Linked DNA regions of Homo sapiens: region 1 is linked to region 2. Evidence: chromatin loops called from intact Hi-C (ENCODE). Cell type or tissue: GM12878. All regions are shown on one strand. Links, peaks and the distances in the headings refer to the core of each region. The heading gives the core; the rest is flanking DNA. Region 1 has its middle 420 kb from the start of MAGEB16. Region 2 has its middle 360 kb from the start of MAGEB16.

Region 1 (8,341 bases), core at 287-8,286, 61 kb before region 2:
AGATTGTAAATTTGGTCCAGAAAAAGAAAAAAAAGAAGTAAGAGCAAAAGAAGTTAACAGTTAGAAAAGTATAGAATATTAGCAACGGAAAGGATCTTTGAGAATGTATTGGTCAGCTTCACCAATAACTTGCAGAGCTCTTCAAGGTGTACAAAGATTGAAAGGGAGAGAAAATCTAAAATTCAGCTGATATCACGATGGGATTAATTCAAAGTCATTTCCTAAGCATCTTTCCACAAAAGCATGTAGCCACATTTAAAGGCAGAGAAAGTGAATCAAAATCTGGAAAGCACCATGCTACCATGAGAAGAGCAGTATTCACAATTCATATAACACACCTCCCAATCTTTCAAATAGTGCTAGGAAGGAAGTTTCTAATGAGGTAATAAAGCATATGCTATGGGTTGAATATGTGCCCGAAACGGAAACTTAATCCTCCAAGCAACACTGTTGAAACGTGGGCCCTTTAAGAGGTGGTTAGGTCATGAGGGAGGGCTCTGCCCTCAGGAATGGATTAATGCCATAAACATAGGAGTGTGTTGGTTATCACAAGAGTGAGTTCCTGATAAAGAATGAATTTCCTGTGCTCCTATACATTAAACAAGAATTTTGAAAGCTTTAACACTTAACAGAAAGTTGAACTCTATGTAGAAAACACTTTATATATCCAATTATCCTTCTGAAGCAATGTTTCTCTGAAGCTTCCACTTCTGATCAAATTTGATTTTGAACCTTTTCCTTGTGACCAATTGTGTAAGCCAACAAATACCTCTCTGTGTTTAGTATTTTGTCATTAGGTGTTAAATTTTCTCCTTTAGGGGGTAATCTTATCTGTATTTTTTCAAAGTTTCTTGTGTCCTTCAAATTTTTTTCATGGAATACCTTAAATTTTCACTCCCCTTGTCTTCACACCCACAGCCTTGCAGTGATTAGCAATGGAAGGTCTACTGGAATTTGTTTTATTATTCTACCTGCAGGTAATTTGTTGTGCATGGTATTCTTTGTCTTCTAATAATGCTGAAGACGTGTATTATGTGTAGTTTTATTTGTTCTCCTTGATGATGTTATTTTATTTTATTTATTTATCTTTTGAGACGAAGTCTCATTCTGTTGCCCAGGCTGGAGTGCAGTGGTGCGATCTCGGCTCACTGAAACCTCCACCTCCTAGGTTCAAGCGATTCTTCTTCCTCAGTCTCCCCAGTAGCTGGGACTACAAGTGCACAGCACCATGCCCAGCTAATTTTCTTTTGTATTTTTAGTAGAGACAGGGTTTCACCATATTGGCCAGGCTGGTCTCCAGGCTGGTCTCAAACTGGACCTCATGATCCACCCGCCTCAGCCTCCCAAAGTGCTGGGATTACAGGCTTGAGCCACTGTGCCCGGCCTATATTTTTATTTTGTTTTGTTTTATGTGGAGGATGTGTGGGTAAAATCAATATCATGTGAGTATCATTAAACTCCAAATCCATGGTATACCATATCTGAAAATTTTTTTATTGACCCAGAACACCTGAAATCAAAACCCAAATCTCTCTGTGTATTCCAAATCTGCTTCTCATCTCCTGCTTTCCATTTCTATGCATATCTTTCTGATGTAGGCATTTGTTATAAACATTCATGTTAGTAATATTTTTTTCTGCATTCCAAAAGTTTGGGTATGTTGTGTCTCTATTTTCATTCATTTCTTAAGAAATTTCTGCCTTGATTTTGTTCTTTACCCAAAAGTCATTCAGGAGAATGTTGTTTAGCTTCCAAATATTTCTATAGCTTTGTAAATTCCTCTCGGTATTCATTTCTAATTTTATTCCACTGTGATCTGAGAAAATACTTAATATAATTTTGATTTTTTGAAGTTACTGAGATTTGCTTTATGGCCAAGCATATGCTCAATTTTGGAGAATGTTTTATGTGCAGATAAGAAAAGTGAATATTCTGCAGTTGTTGGGTAGAATGTTCTGTAAATATCTATTGGGTCAATTTGGGTTGGAGCCCAGCTTATGTCCAGAATTTCTTCATTGGCTTTCTGCCTCAACGACCTGTTAGTATTGTCAGTAGGGTGTTGAATTCTCCCACTGTTATTATATTGGTATCAATCTCTTTTCTTTGATTTAGTGGTATTTGTTTTATGAATCTGGGTGCTCCAGTGTTGGGTGCATATATATTTAGGACAAGACAGGTAAATCATCTTGTTGTATTGAACCAATTATCATTATATAATGCCTTTCCTTTTCTTTTACTGTTGTTAAAGTCTATTTTATCTGATACAAGAATGGCTACTGCTGCTTGCTTTCATTTTCCATTTGTGTGATATATCTTTTCCTACTCCTTTACTTTGAGTCTGTAGATATCTTTAGCTATTATGTAGGTCTCTTATAGGCAAGAGATGGTAAGATCTTGTTTTTTTATCCAACTTGCCAGTCTTATATTTTAAGTGGAGCATTTAGGCCATCAACGTTCAATGTTAATGTTGGTATCTGAGGTTTTGTTCCTGTCATAGTGTCGTTAGCTAGTTGCCCTGGGCTCTCAATTGTGTAATTGCTTTATAGGATCTGTGAGTTTTCTACTTACATGTTTACTTTTATGTTGGGGAGTGGTGTCTTTCATTTCCATGCTTAGAACTCCTTTGAGCGTTTCTTACAGGTTTGATGTAGTGGTGATGAATTCCCATAGTGTTTGCTTGTCTGAAAAGACTTTATTTCTACATTTATGAAACTTAGTATGACAAGATATGAAATACTTGGCCAGCATTTTTTTTCTTTAAAGCCTAAAAATTGGCCTCTAATGTCTTCTGGCTTGTAAAATTTCTACTGAGGTGTCTCTTGTTAAAGTGATGGGATTTCCTTTATACGTGATTTGATGCTTCTCTCTAGTTGCTTTTAAGATTTGTTCTTTCATGTTGACCTTGGAGAGTTTGATGATTACATGTCTTGGTAATGTTCATCTTGTATAGTATCTTCTAGGTGCTTTCTGGATTTATTGTAACTGGATATCCACATCCCTAGCAAGATTGGAGAAATTTTCTTAAATTATTGTCTCAAATATGCTTTCCAAACTTCTTGCTTTTTCTTCTTCTTCCTCAGGAATGTCCACATGTCTAAGTTTTGGTCACTTTACATAATCCCATATTTCTTGAAATCTTTGTTAATTTTTTTAATTCTTTTATCTGATTTAGTTAATTCCAAAGACCAGTCTTAAATCTGTGAAATTTTTCTTCTGTTTGGTCTAGTGTCTTGTTAAAGCTTCCAACTGTGTTTTGAAATTTCTTCTGTGAATTATTCATTTCTAGTAGTTTTGGTTTTTAATAAATAATCTCCTTTTTCTTCTCCAAATTTTTTTGTTTCTTGTGTTGGTTTTCAACTTTCTCTTAGATCTCATTGAGTGTCTTTAAAATATATATTTTGAATTCTTTTTCAATCATTTCAAAGTTTTCATTTTGTTTAGGATCCATCGTTAAAGAGCTAATGTGGTCCGTCGGTGGTATCACAACATTCTTTCTTCGTAATGCTGGAGTTCTTGTGCTTGTTCTTCCTCATCTGTAGAAGCTGTCACTTCTTATTTTTGAATTTCCTTTCATTTAGATGGGATTTTCCTGCCTTGAGGATGTGATTGTAGAATATGTTATGTAGGGTCTTTTGGCTTTGCTTTTATATCCCTGGGCATTTTTTCTTGTGAAGATTTCTATAGGGCTGTGCAGTTTGACCTACAGGCCAGTAGGTGGCACTTATGGCTAAAAGCCAGCTGTAGCAAAAGCAGATGGGTAGGTACTTGATCTTTGTTTAGTGTATGGTCATTTGTGTTGTTTCAAGTGATGAGCTGGACAGTGGAAAATCCGATCCCCTGAACTTCTTGTTCAGCAAATGGAGAGGACACAGCTTTGAAGAGCTGTACTGCATGGCTTGCTCACAAATACCCCCAATGATAAGGATGGACACCAACACTGATAGGAGTGGCTAGGGGAGTTCCTGATGACATGCCCTGAGGTTTCTGTGGGGAATAAGGTGCTTGCACCAGCTCCACTTCCTAAACAGGCAGGAATCTGATCTATTTCTCCATCATACTCCTGCCCCAGGGCTTGTAACTCTCAGTTCAGATGCACACTGTTATCTCCAGGCCACAGTGCTGCTGAGAGCCAGGGAAGACGCTTGTCTGATGATTCTCCACAGGAGTGATTTTAGGGTGGAACCTCATCACTCAGACCAGTACAAATAGCTCTGTGGCTTGCTTGTTCTCTAATGTGGTAATGCTGCTGCTTTGTGTACGGATGGGGAGGGAATCCACCTTTTGGCACATTTGTAACCGCTCAATGGGTTCACCTTGTCTGCTGCCTAGACAGAACTGATTTATCAAGACAGGGGAATTGCAATAGAGAAAGAGTAATTCACGCAGAGCTGGCTGTGCGGGAGACCAGAGTTTTATTATTACTCAAATCAGTCTCCCGGAGCATTCGGAGATCAGAGTTTTTAAAGATAATTTGGCGGGTAGGAGCTTGGGAAGTGTGGAGTGCTGGTTGGTCAGGTTGAAGATGGAATCATAGGGGGTTGAAGTGAGGTTTTCTTGCTGTTTTCTATTCCTAGGTGGAATGGCAGAACTGGTTGAGTCAGATTACAATCTGGGTGGTCCACTGGACAGGTGATCCAGTCCAGTGCAGGGTCTGCAAAATATCTCAAGCACTGATCTTAGGTTTTACAATAGTGATGTTATCCCCAGGAGCAATCTGGGGAAGTTCAGACTTTTGGAGCCAGAGGCTGCATGACCCCTAAACTGTAATTTCTAATCTTGTGGCTAATTTGTTAGTCCTGCAAAGGTAGACTGGTCCCCAGGCAAGAAGGGGGTCTTTTAGGGAAAGGGCTATTATCAATTTTGTTTCAGAGTCAAACCATTAACTGAATTCCTTCTTAAAATTAGTTCTATGCCCAGGAATGAACAAGGACAGCTTAAACGTTAGAAGCAAGACGGAGTGGGTTAGGTCTCATTTCTTTCACTGTCATAATTTCCTAAGTTATGTTTGCAAAAGTGGTTTCACATTCAGGTGAGTGTCAGATGTTGAGTGTGTTGGCTGGTTGGGTTGGCCTGAGTTCAGGCCCCACAGGGAGTAGTCAGATGCTGGCGGTGGTGGACTAGGCTAGGCAAACCTTCCATCCTCAGGCCTCTGGATGGGATGTACAAGATGTACAAGTCCTAAGGGGACTAAACCAGGAATGGGCCAGTACACTTGTTCTTGGATCCCCAGAATTCACATGCTGGCTGAAAGGAGTGGGCTGATCCATGGGTCACCATCAGAACTTTCAGGCAGGAGCAGGCAGAACGCTCAGGCAGTGGCAGAATAGTGGGAGCCCCAGGGCAGATCACAGGCCTGTGGGGGTTGGGCTGTCAGAAGGACTCTGGGCAGCAGCTGAAATGGTCAGGTGGGAACAGGCTGGCTTTGCTGTTAACTTTTCACTGGAGGAATCAGGCCCCCTCAGCTAGAGCAATGGAGGCTGACAGCTGTGGGATGCATGGTCCACTTGAATTTTCCTCCCACAGGAGCAGCAGTAAATTTTGCTGCTGGGGACACACAAAATTGCCCAGCCTTTCTGCTCCTCCCCCAACCCAGGTTCAGGGGTGACAGGAGTGGCTGCAGTGGTGGTGGGTGGTGGTGATGGCAACTGCTATAGGAGCCAAAGGGTGGGTCACTGGCTTCAGAGGTCCTGGCTTTCAGTAGAATATCGGGCTGCAGCCAATATGTACATACAGGGGCAGGGCAGCTGCACTGCAGAACCGTGCTGAAGAAGGGAGGCCTATTTTTCAAGGAGCACCTGAGGCAGGCAGTCATTGCAGTGCATGGCCCACCCACTCCTCTCTACTGCAGCTGTTGTATCTGTCTTTGGGGCATGCAAAAGTGTCTGGCCTGTCTGCTCCCTCCCTGATCCAGCTGCAGCAGCCGGCACCAGGCTTCTCAGCATTCCAAAGCCTGCGGAATTCTAGGTAGGCTTGAGCAGTACCTATGCACTGTCTCCAGGCAGCACCCTGTATTAGACTAAAGGCCTGGGAGGAGTAGAGGGGGATCTCCCATGGCTAGGATTGTACAAGTCCATGGCAGAATTGTGGAACCCCAGGGGTCTCTCACTCACCACTTCTCTGTATCAGGAATCTTCTCTTGGCTCCATGCCAGTCCCAGCTCAGCTGGCTGTACAGCTTTGCTCCTCTCTGCTTTCTATGATTCCTATCACTTCTTTAATGGATTCCAGTGTGCCCTCTTAGGTGATCTACTCAAGTGTTAATATTTACTCACTATTTTGAATTCTGTCTGTGTGGGAGGCTCCCACTATCTGGTTCTATTCAGCCATCTTGAACCGGAACCTCAGAATTGAGTTTTTACATACACTAATCGCATGATCTATTAATAAACACATTATTAGTTGGACTTCATTAAAATTAAAAATATGTTATGCAAAAGACCCCGTCAAGAGGATGAAATAATAAGACACAGACTGAAAGAAAATATGTGCCATACATAAATTTGATACAGAACTTGTACTTAAAACATATAAATAACTCTTAAAACTCAACAATAAGAAAACAATCAACCCTACTAAAATTGGGTTCTAAGAAGACACCACACTACAGAAGATATATATATGACAATTAAGCATATGAAAGATGTTCAACAACATACTTCATTAGGGAATTGCAAATTAAAATGACAATGCTATCACTATACGTTTATTAAAAGAACTAAAATCTTAAACACTGACAACATCAACTAGTGGCAACAAAGTGAAACAAGAGGAACTGTAACTCTTTTGCTGGTTGTAATGCATAATGGTACAGCAACTTTGGAAGACAATTTGGCAATTTCTTATAAAGCTAACCATAGTCTTACCATATGATCCAGAATTCATGATCCTAAGTGTGTACCTAAATGAGTTTTACTTCTTTTTGGATATGAATGCCTTTTTATTTCTTTTTCTTGCCTGATTGCCTTGGCTAGAACCTATAAGCACAATGTTTATTAGAAATGGTGAGGGTGGACATTATTGTCTTGTTCTTAATCTTAGAAGAAACATATTCATTTCATCATTTCTTAAAATATGAAATGCTATACTTTATTTTTCCAGAAAGTATATCTAAGAATATCTGTGAAGAGTAATTTAGAGAGAAAGATTCTTCTAGGTTTCCTTAAAACTCTTCAGTACATGCTATCCATAAGTAGTGACATTTTTATAATTTTTATTTTTTCAGTCTTTCACCATTAAGTATGATGTTAGCTGTAGCCTTTTTAGTAAATTTTTAAAATCAGGTTGAGGAAGTTCCCTTCCATTTCCAGTTTTCTGGAAGTTTTTTTTTTTTTTTTAAATCAGGAATAGATGTTGGATTTTTTTCAAATACTTTTTCTTTATTTATTGAAATAATATTTTTAAGTCTATTAATATGGTCAATGACATTGACTGATACTTGAATTTTGAATATGTCATGAAGTCCTAAATGGTTGTGATATATTATGCTTCTTACATGTTGGTGCATTCAGTTTTCTAAAATTGTGAGCAATATTGATCTTCGGTTCTCTTCATGTGTAATTTCTCTGTCTGGTTTTGGTATAGTAATGCTGACTTCATAGAATGATGTGAAATATTTGCTTACCTTCTCTTTTCTAGAATAATTTGTGTAGAATTGGTATAGTTTCTTCCTAAAACATTTGCTGAAATTTACCATTGAAGCCATCTGCCCCTGAAATTCAATTTGTGGGAAGGATTCTAACTACAAAATCTGTTTATTAAATACAGTGATATTTAGGTTGTCTATGTCTTCTTTAATTACTTTTGATATTGTCTTTCAAGGAATTTTCCCATTGTCAACTAAGTTGTCAAATTTATTGGCATACAGTTGTATTTAATATGCATTTATGCCATTTTACAATTCATCAAATTTACAGTGATGTCTACTCTCTCATTCCTAACTTTCATAATTTATACCCTTACTCTTTTCTTCTTGATAACTTTGGCTAGAGATTTATCAATTTTATATATCTTCTCAAAAAATTGGTTTTACTTGCAATGACTTTTTTTCTATTCATTTTCTGTCTTATACTTTATTTATTTTCATTTTGATTTTTGTTATTTTCTTTCTTATAATTACTTTGGGCTTATTAACTCTTCTAGTTTTTAAGTTGGAAGATGGGTCATTGACTTGAGACCTTTATAGTTTCATCAGCTAGGCATTTAATGCTACAAACTTTCCTCTAAGAACTGCTTTAACTTCTTGGATGTGCGGGTTTATAATTTTCATCAAATTTACAAAAATTAAGTTTCTTAAAGCTGTTTCACTATTCAATTATATTTTTATGTCTTTCGTTTTCCCTCTG
Region 2 (8,341 bases), core at 202-8,201:
TAATTGTAAATACACTTAAACACACACATACAAATGAAGCAAAATACAGTCACTGGAGCAGTCTTGATGTCTGAGGTATTACCCAGAGTTGTTTGCCTCACAACCCAGAAAATTAAGGAGCGTAGACACCAAGGGTGAGGTTGGCGCAAATGTTTAATAAGTGAGAGAGGAAAGCTCTCCACAGCAGAGGGGTGTCTGGGAGGGTTGCTGTTTCACACTTCAATACAAAAACTTATAAACAAGCTAAGGGAGCACATTTGCATAGGGCACAAAAAAACATTTAGGGCTGGGTGTCTTATTTGCATAAGGTGCAAATTCTTGTTAGCTCCACCCCATTCCTCTAGTGCATATGTGGGTCCTTAGCCTGAGTTACTACGTATTGTTTTATTTTCCTTACTGCACATGGATCAGGAGATGGAATTTTCCACTGTGGACATGTCTGACTCTATGTAACCTTTTTTATCTACACAATTGCAGGCCAGTCTTAGGCAAGCCCCCTTGTGCAAATTCCCTTATCTGTGTATGCCCAAAAAGGAAAGGAATGTGCTCACTGAAGCCCACCATGTATAGGCAGAGCTCGCTGGTTGCACAAAAAAACAAAAGTGTTGACCCCTGCTTACTTATCTGTGCTTGCAGCTTGATTTATTCCAGGCTGCTCTTTTATTGGAGGGACTTCTACTGGTAGCCCCGTCCTAACTATCTGCCTAATCAGTTCCTTCCTGTCTCCTCTCTCACAAATTTATGCAAACAAGGATTCTATAGCTTTTCTTTCAAACTCTGATGAGATTAGTAAAAACTCACCCTTTTGCCAGAACAATAACAACAATAAATGCTTAGATGCACACAGTGTATTTTATCTCAACAGAAAAGTAATAGCAGATATAATGCAGACAGAAAACAGAGAGATAGAGAACTTAGGAACTTTATAGTTGCAGGTCAACCTTTGGCCTCTGGATTTTCCTTGATGTAATTTGACCATCAGTTTAACATGTGCACAAGAACAGACCTAATGTGTAACCAGCTGGAGTATTAGAAAACCTGGCACTTCCTTCCATTTACACAATCACAAATTGAGTCGCTGTAAAAACAAATGGGGTACCTGAAAATGCGTCATTCTCCTTGTCTTTCCTCATTATCATGTAAACCAAAAATAAAATTCTAAGCCCCTCCCAACCATCTGAATGAACTTCCTCCTCAGCCAGGGCTCTTAAAATTTAACCTGAAAGACTGGTTTAGGCCATGAAGGCAAGTGGGGATCAGACAAGCCTCATTATACCTCTCTGGCATTAACATCGATACAGACTTTAAGTCTGATAAGAAATATTTCACATCCTATTCTCTCTGAAGCCTGCTAGCTAAAAGCTTGATCTGCATAGTGAAACTTTCGTCCCTACCACCTCTTATCACAACCCAGACATTCCTTTATATTGATCCCAGGTCTTTAGACAAACTCAACCAATTGTCAACCAGAAAATGTTTAAATTTACCTATAGCCTGGAAGGCCCCCTGCTTCGAGTTGTCCTGCCTTTCTGGACCAAACCAATGTATTTCTTAAATGTATCTGATGGATGTCTCATGCCTCCCTAAAATGTATAAAACCAAGCTGCACCCCGACCACTTTGAACACATGTTCTTAGGATCTCCTGAAGGCTGTGTCATGGCCATGGTCACTTATATTTGGCTCAGTATAAATCTCTTCAAATATTTTACAGAGTTTGACTCTTTTCATTGATACGTAGATTATTTGTTTCCCACTTTTCTTAATGGAAAAACTGAGCTGTGGCTTAAGGTTTACTGTTGTTGATCAAGATGTGCTGATTGTGGTTGGGACTCCATAGTTTGTCACCATTGACTCATTTCTGCCTTCTTATGTGCCTCAGTTTCTTTCTCCAGAGGTCTAGCCCCTCCAAGAGACCTCGAAATGCAGTGTGACCAGCTCCTGTGTGTTTCCTGGATGAGGCTTTTAAAAATAATTTTGTTGGGTGTTCCCTGTGAGACCACTGCATGTTGCAGTGGGTCAATCTCCCAGACATTCCCACTGGGCCCCCAGTCACCAAGGAGTGCCTTTCAGTTGTGAGGAGCAAAATGTCCTTTCTTTTTGGGACACGCATGACAATTGAAACTCCACAATGAAAACAGAACACTCCAAAAAGGGTTAGTGGCCCCTCTGTTCTGAGTTCTTTAAGGGGTTCAAGTCATTAGAAACCTTCTCTCTATATGTTTTTGGTACTGAAAATGGTAAAAGGGGAAGGAGAAATAGGGTGGAAGAAAAGTAAACAAAAGAACTATTTTTTTTTTAAAGAAAGGAAACAAACACAGAAATCAAGTGCATTTTTGTTAGTTTTTTACAGCTGCAAGGAATTTTAGCCAATTCAGGGACCTTGTTCCCCATAATTTGGAATTCTCATTCAGATTTGACCAAGTCACGCAGGGTTGGTCAAATCCAATGGGAGAAAGGCCAGACCAACAACAACAAAAATCCCGACAATATGATTACTGAGCACTCTAATGGTTAGGAGAAATTAAGACCAACTGGTTGTCCATTTTAACTTTTAGTCATGAAGGAGAATTTCCAAGACCAAAAAAAAACCAATTTAGCTACTTACCTAGGCATGGGCCCCAACTAAAGACCGTTCTCTACTATCTTTGAAGCAGGAAAGAAAAAAAACTCAAACTCCCCTCCCTGTTGGAAATTAGCTGAAACTCCAGAGAGGAGTTCTCTATTCTCTATCATCATGGAAGCAGGAAAACTTGCCTTCCTGTTGGAAGCAAATAAAAACTCCAGAAAATGAATTGTACAGCAAAATAAACTGTAGATCTTGACCAAATTTGGGGAGATGATGGATTCTCTGGAAGTGGTGGGGGGAGCTCCCAGACCTCTGCAAATTGTCCTATTGGTTTGAGACTTAAAGATAGCTCAAGCTGGTACCAAACAACAATAGGAGATTTGTCAAAAGTCAGTGGAAGCTCCACTCAGACTTCCTTAATGGTTATCCATTTGTAAACCAAAAGTGTCTGAGACATGTCTCAATCAATTTAGAAAGTTTATTTTGCCCAGGTTAAAGATGTGCCCCTGATAGCCTCAGAATGTCTGATGACATGTGCCCAAGGTGGTCAAGGTACAGCTTACTTTTATACCTTTTAGGGAGACATAATACATCAATCAATACCTAAAAGATGTACATTGGTTCAATCTGGAAAGGTGGGCCAATTTGAAGTGGGGACTTCCAGGTTATAGGTCGATTTCTCTGATTGACAATTGGTTGAGTTATTATCTAAAGACCTGGAATCAGTAGAAAGGAATGTCTGGGTTATGATGATAAAGGGGTTGTGAAGACCAAAGTTTTATCACACAAAAGAAGCCTCCAGGTAGCAGCCTTCAGAGATAATAGATTGTAAATGCTTTAAAATCAGACTTAAAGGCTGTGTTGTTGTTAATACTGACTGGCTTTTCCTGAATTCCAAAAGGCAGGAAGGTCTGATGTCCCCTTCACATAATGACCTGAACTAGTGAACTAGTTATTTTGTTTTTGTTTTTGAGACAGGGTCTCACTGTGTCACTCAGGCTGGTTAGTGCAGTGGTGCAATCTTGTCTAACTGCAACCTTTAGGCTCAAGTGATTCTCCCACTTCAGCCTCCTGAGTTGGGACTACAGGCATTCACCACCCCTTCCTGCTAACTTTTGTATTTTTTGTAGAGACAGGGTTTCACCATGTTGCCCAGGCTGGTCTCAAACTCCTGAGCTCAAGCAGACTGCATGACATGGCCTCCCAAAGCACTGGGATTACAGGTGTGAGCCATTGTACCCAGCCCATGAACTAGTTTTTCAGGTTAACTTTGGAATGCTCTTGGCTGAGAGGAGGGGTCCATTCAGGTGGTTGGAGTGCTTAGAATTTTGTTTTTGGCTTATATTTTTAAAATAAGCATGGTTGGGATACTCAATGACATAAGGACTATGCTTATTCTAAAAATTATAAAAATATTACACAAAAATAGCAATAAAATATTAAAGAAGTTACAGGTTGAATATATAATATAAAATAGTTTGAATATGATAAAGAATCAAATCAAATTGAAATATGGGAAGCAAAAATATCATTAAAATAAAAAATCAATGGGTAGGGTAAACTATAAATGCAGCAGGACGAGCCACAGACAAAACCTCTCAGACACCGAGTTGTAGAAGGAAGGGCTTTATTCAGCTGGGAGCATTGGCAAGCTACTGCCTTAAAATCCAAGCTCCCCGAATGCACAATTTCTGTCCCCTTTAAGGGCTCACAACACTAAAGATTTCACAGAAAGGGTCATGATTGATTTGAGCAAGCAGGGGGTACGTGACAGGGGCTGCATGCACCAGTGGTCAGAGTGAAACAGAACAGGGCAGGGAGTTTCACAATGTTCTTCTATACAATGTCTGGAATCTATGAATAACATCGGTTTCTAAGTTATGAGTTGATTTTTAACTACTGGGGTTAGGCCAGGCAGGCCCAGGCCTGGTTTTGGGCCTGGCGCCAGGCTGCCTGTCTTTGGTTTTACTTCCTTGTTTTTTTCTTAAAACAGGTACTGAGTATAAAACAATATGAGAGGGTCTCTCTCTTCCCTCAGAAACAGAACACCACTGAACACATATATTACTGACTTTGAAGATAGCATTCAACACTTCATCTGCTAAGCAGAAAAGAAAAAAATAGGCAAAATACAAGCAGTTAAGATACCCATAAGGTCTATTCAGACCTTTTAACTTAAACTTCAATAACTATTATCTAGAAATATTTGTTTTAGAATATAAAGAATGCAGGCAATGGCAGGGAAGGAAGATTTGATAAGATATTAGCTGAGAATTTTCTAACATTGAAGAAAGACATATTAAAATTAACACTGCACTTTGAGTACCAACCAGGGTAATAATAATAATAATAATAAAATGATAGCATAATAGATCCATAGCTAGATATATAATACAAAAATTTCAGGAAAACGACAATTTAAAAAAGTCTTAAAGGTTACAAGAAAGAAAATTCTGTTTATCTAAACATGAATGACAATTTCACAAATAGTATATATCTCATTATCAACAAGAAAGGCCAGGGAAAATGGGATAATAGCTTCAAAGTGGCAAGAAGAGAATTCCACACCAGTGAAATTTAATTTAAAAAGTAAGGGAATATAGGATGCTTTTAGAAATAAAAAGACTAAATGAACTTGTTGCAAACCTTTACAACATTGACTTCATTTGTAAGAAAGATTCTAAATGAATGCCATTTTTTCCTTCCTGTGAGTGAATTTCAATAAGGAGTTTACAAGAAGGTTTGCTAGTACTCAAAACTTTCCTTGGGCTCCTCAAAATTTTTTTCCTTCCCAGGGGTAATTACCCCAAGTTGTCCAGTCTGTTCTCAGGACCTATGCCTTGGTGTGGTTGGTTCAGTGGGGAAAGGATCCCTGACTGAGTTACCCCCACCTCAGGTGCAGAATTTAGACATTTCTCTCACTAACCAGATTCTTTTCTGTTTACATTCATGCCTCTTTTTCTGTCTGTTTGTTGTCTTTAAATTTTCATTTTTCAGAATTGTTTCTATGCCTCCCTTCTCTTACTCAATATTTTGTCTTAACATGTGAACCTTGGAATCACCTGGAGCACTTGTTAAAATGTATCTTACTACATCTAGCCAAACATATATTAAATTAGCATGAGGAAGAATGAAACTTATAAATCTGCTTTTTTAGCAATCAATGAAGATAATTCTAATTTATACTAGAGTTTGAGAGGTGCTACTTTTATAAACTTTTAGCATTCTCATGTATAGCTCTGCTTTTGACTAATAACAATTCATTGAGTCATAAAATTTATATCAAAATCAAACCTTTGTTTTCAGTTCCATATGAATATATTCACATGCTAATTGGTCATTTCAATATAAATGTCCGATTGACCTAAAGTTAGTGCATCCAAATTTGAATCCATTTCCTTAGCCCTTTATTTATTGTTGTTGCTGAGCAAAATCTGAGTCACTTTAAAGTTTTCTCTTTCCACATACATTTGTTTCCACATTTTCTGTCATTCCCAAGGCCATCTATCCTGAGCTAGAGCCATTGCTTACTAGCCTCTACACATGTCCTGTTCTGTCACATTTTTGTACTTTTGCACACTGTGTTATTATAAGAAAAAAAAAAAACATACTTTGTTTCTGCCCCTGGTTCCTGACATGCAACTCCTAAAACCATTGGAATCTCTTAAGTGATAAGAGTGCTTTTGGTATGCTAATGAGATGACAGGTGGCTGGGGCCCCCTAAGTAGCTTTAGGATGTGGGCTTGTCACCAGAAAGACCAGGGCATGATTAAAGGGTTGAGACTTTCAACCCCATCCCCCAAACTCCAGGGAGGGAAGAGGGGCTGAAGGTTGATCACCAATGGCCAATGATGTAATCAGCCAGGCATACATAATGAAGCTTCTATAAAAACACAAAAAGACAGCATTCAAAAAACTTCCAGGTTACTGACGGCATGGAGATTCTTGGAGGGTAGTGTACCTGGAGACAGCATGGAAGTGCCATGCCCCTTCCCACTAAACTCTATACATTGCCCTCTGTATCTTTTCCTTCTGTCTGTTCATTTATTTCCTTTGTAATATCCTTTATAACAAACTGGTAAATACATGTTTCCCTGAGTTCTGTGAGTCTAGCAAATCAATAGGATCTGAGGAGGCTGTTATGAGAACGCCAACATACAGCCAATCAGTCAGAAGCACAAGTCACAACCTGGGGCTATCGATTAGCATCTAAAGTTGGGGGGTGCCATCTTGTGGGAGTGAGCCAATAACCTGTGGGACTGACTCTAAGCCCAAGTAGATAGTGTCTTAATTGAGTTAAATTAGAGGACAACCAGTTTTGTCTGCTGAGAATTGCTAGGTATGTGGGGAAAAATCACCACCAGAGAAATCTGGTGTCAGAAGCGTTGTGTAGTGTGATGTGTGAGAGTAGGAAAAGCACTTTGTTGTTGTTTTTTCCTGTTTCTTAGTACGCATGATCCTCCTCCCAGTCTCAGATGTCTTAGGCTTCTTCTATACTTGAATATTCCAATTCCGTTAATTTCCTGGTAAAATATAACCTCCTCCTTGAGGCCTTTTCTTTCTCCTCAGCCAGGTCCCCACCCCTATATTTCCATACCAAAACCAGTTACAACACTTTCCATGGTCTTAAAACTACTTGTTTACATCTTTCTTCCCTATCAGTCAGGGAGCCCTTGTAGGAAAGATCTAGCAATCAGGGTTCATTTGTCTTTGTATCTCAAAGTTGAGTATAGAACATAGTTCAGAGCTCAGCACCTGTTTAAATAAGGGCATAAACGCATGAGTGAATTGACAGACACTTGACCAAGGTTCAGAAAATCTGCAACCAAATTCCAAATCAGCGTATGTAATTTTTACGATGCAATAATTTTCTGTACTTGAATTATTTTCCAACACCTTTGGATTCTTAGGATAAAACAAAATATAAAAAAGAGTAGTCTTGCATTCAGATTTTCAGAAGATTTAATTGATTTTACATTGCTCTACAGATAATCATAGGAACTAGGACTACAGCTATGTAAAACTTGACATTCTAAGCAATGTTTTCACAAGAAAATGAAAACAATAAAAACTGCCTGAGAAACATGTTAAACTTCTTATCAAATTTAAAACCTCTTCCAATAAACAATGGAATACTCTTCAGCTACAAAAAAGAATGAAATACTATTATTTGCAGCAACATGGATGAGCCTGGCGGAATTATTATGTTGAGTGAAATATATCAAGCACAGAAACATAAATACCATAAATACAGCATGTTCTCACTCATATATTGGAGTTTAAAAAATGAGCTCATTGAAGTAGAGAGTAGAACTGCAGTTATTAAAAGCTAAGAAGGGAAAGGGAGGAAGATGGGCAGAGGTTGGTTAGGGAATACAAAATTAAAGCTAGATAAGATAAATCAGTTCTAGAGTCCTGTAGCACTGTAGGGTGAATATTATAAACTATAATTTATTGTATATTTTCAGAAAGCTAGAAGACACGATATTGAATATTCATAACACAAAGAAATAATAAATGAGGTGACATATGTGCTAATTATCCGGATTTGATCATTATACATTGTATACACATATTGAAATATCATCCTGTATCTCATAAATATGTATAATTATTATCTGTCAACTAAAAATAAAAAGGAAATATGTAGATGGGAAAATACCATAAAAAACAGCTAAGGGAGTGGAAAAATAATTGTCTCTAGAAATGGACCAGGAGGAGAAGAGCAGTAACTAATATTTTGTTATACATATTTTATAATCTGACTTTTAAAA

What was found. Hi-C counts contacts between places; a loop is a spot of excess contacts. Peaks named below come from ENCODE experiments on the same cell type or tissue, not always from the same donor. Only the 100,000 strongest peaks of a DNase experiment are listed, where the experiment ranks them.
Region 1: it touches region 2 in a loop (2.1-fold over the local background); 2 of 110 quality-filtered maps call a loop at or near these places.

Annotation. Positions count from the first base shown.
Region 1 is chrX:35,377,287-35,385,627 of GRCh38, forward strand. No RefSeq gene overlaps it. Among named protein-coding and RNA genes, the nearest start is that of MAGEB16, 420 kb to the right of the region's middle. In GM12878, for the core only: a CTCF peak has its summit at 3,714 (motif pointing right); DNase peaks (open chromatin) are centred at 3,845 and 4,225.
Region 2 is chrX:35,438,818-35,447,158 of GRCh38, forward strand. No RefSeq gene overlaps it. Among named protein-coding and RNA genes, the nearest start is that of MAGEB16, 360 kb to the right of the region's middle. RefSeq lists enhancers at 355-649, 4,421-4,620. In GM12878, for the core only: no CTCF peak of the experiment used is centred there; DNase peaks (open chromatin) are centred at 4,304 and 4,634; H3K27ac peaks cover 985 bases.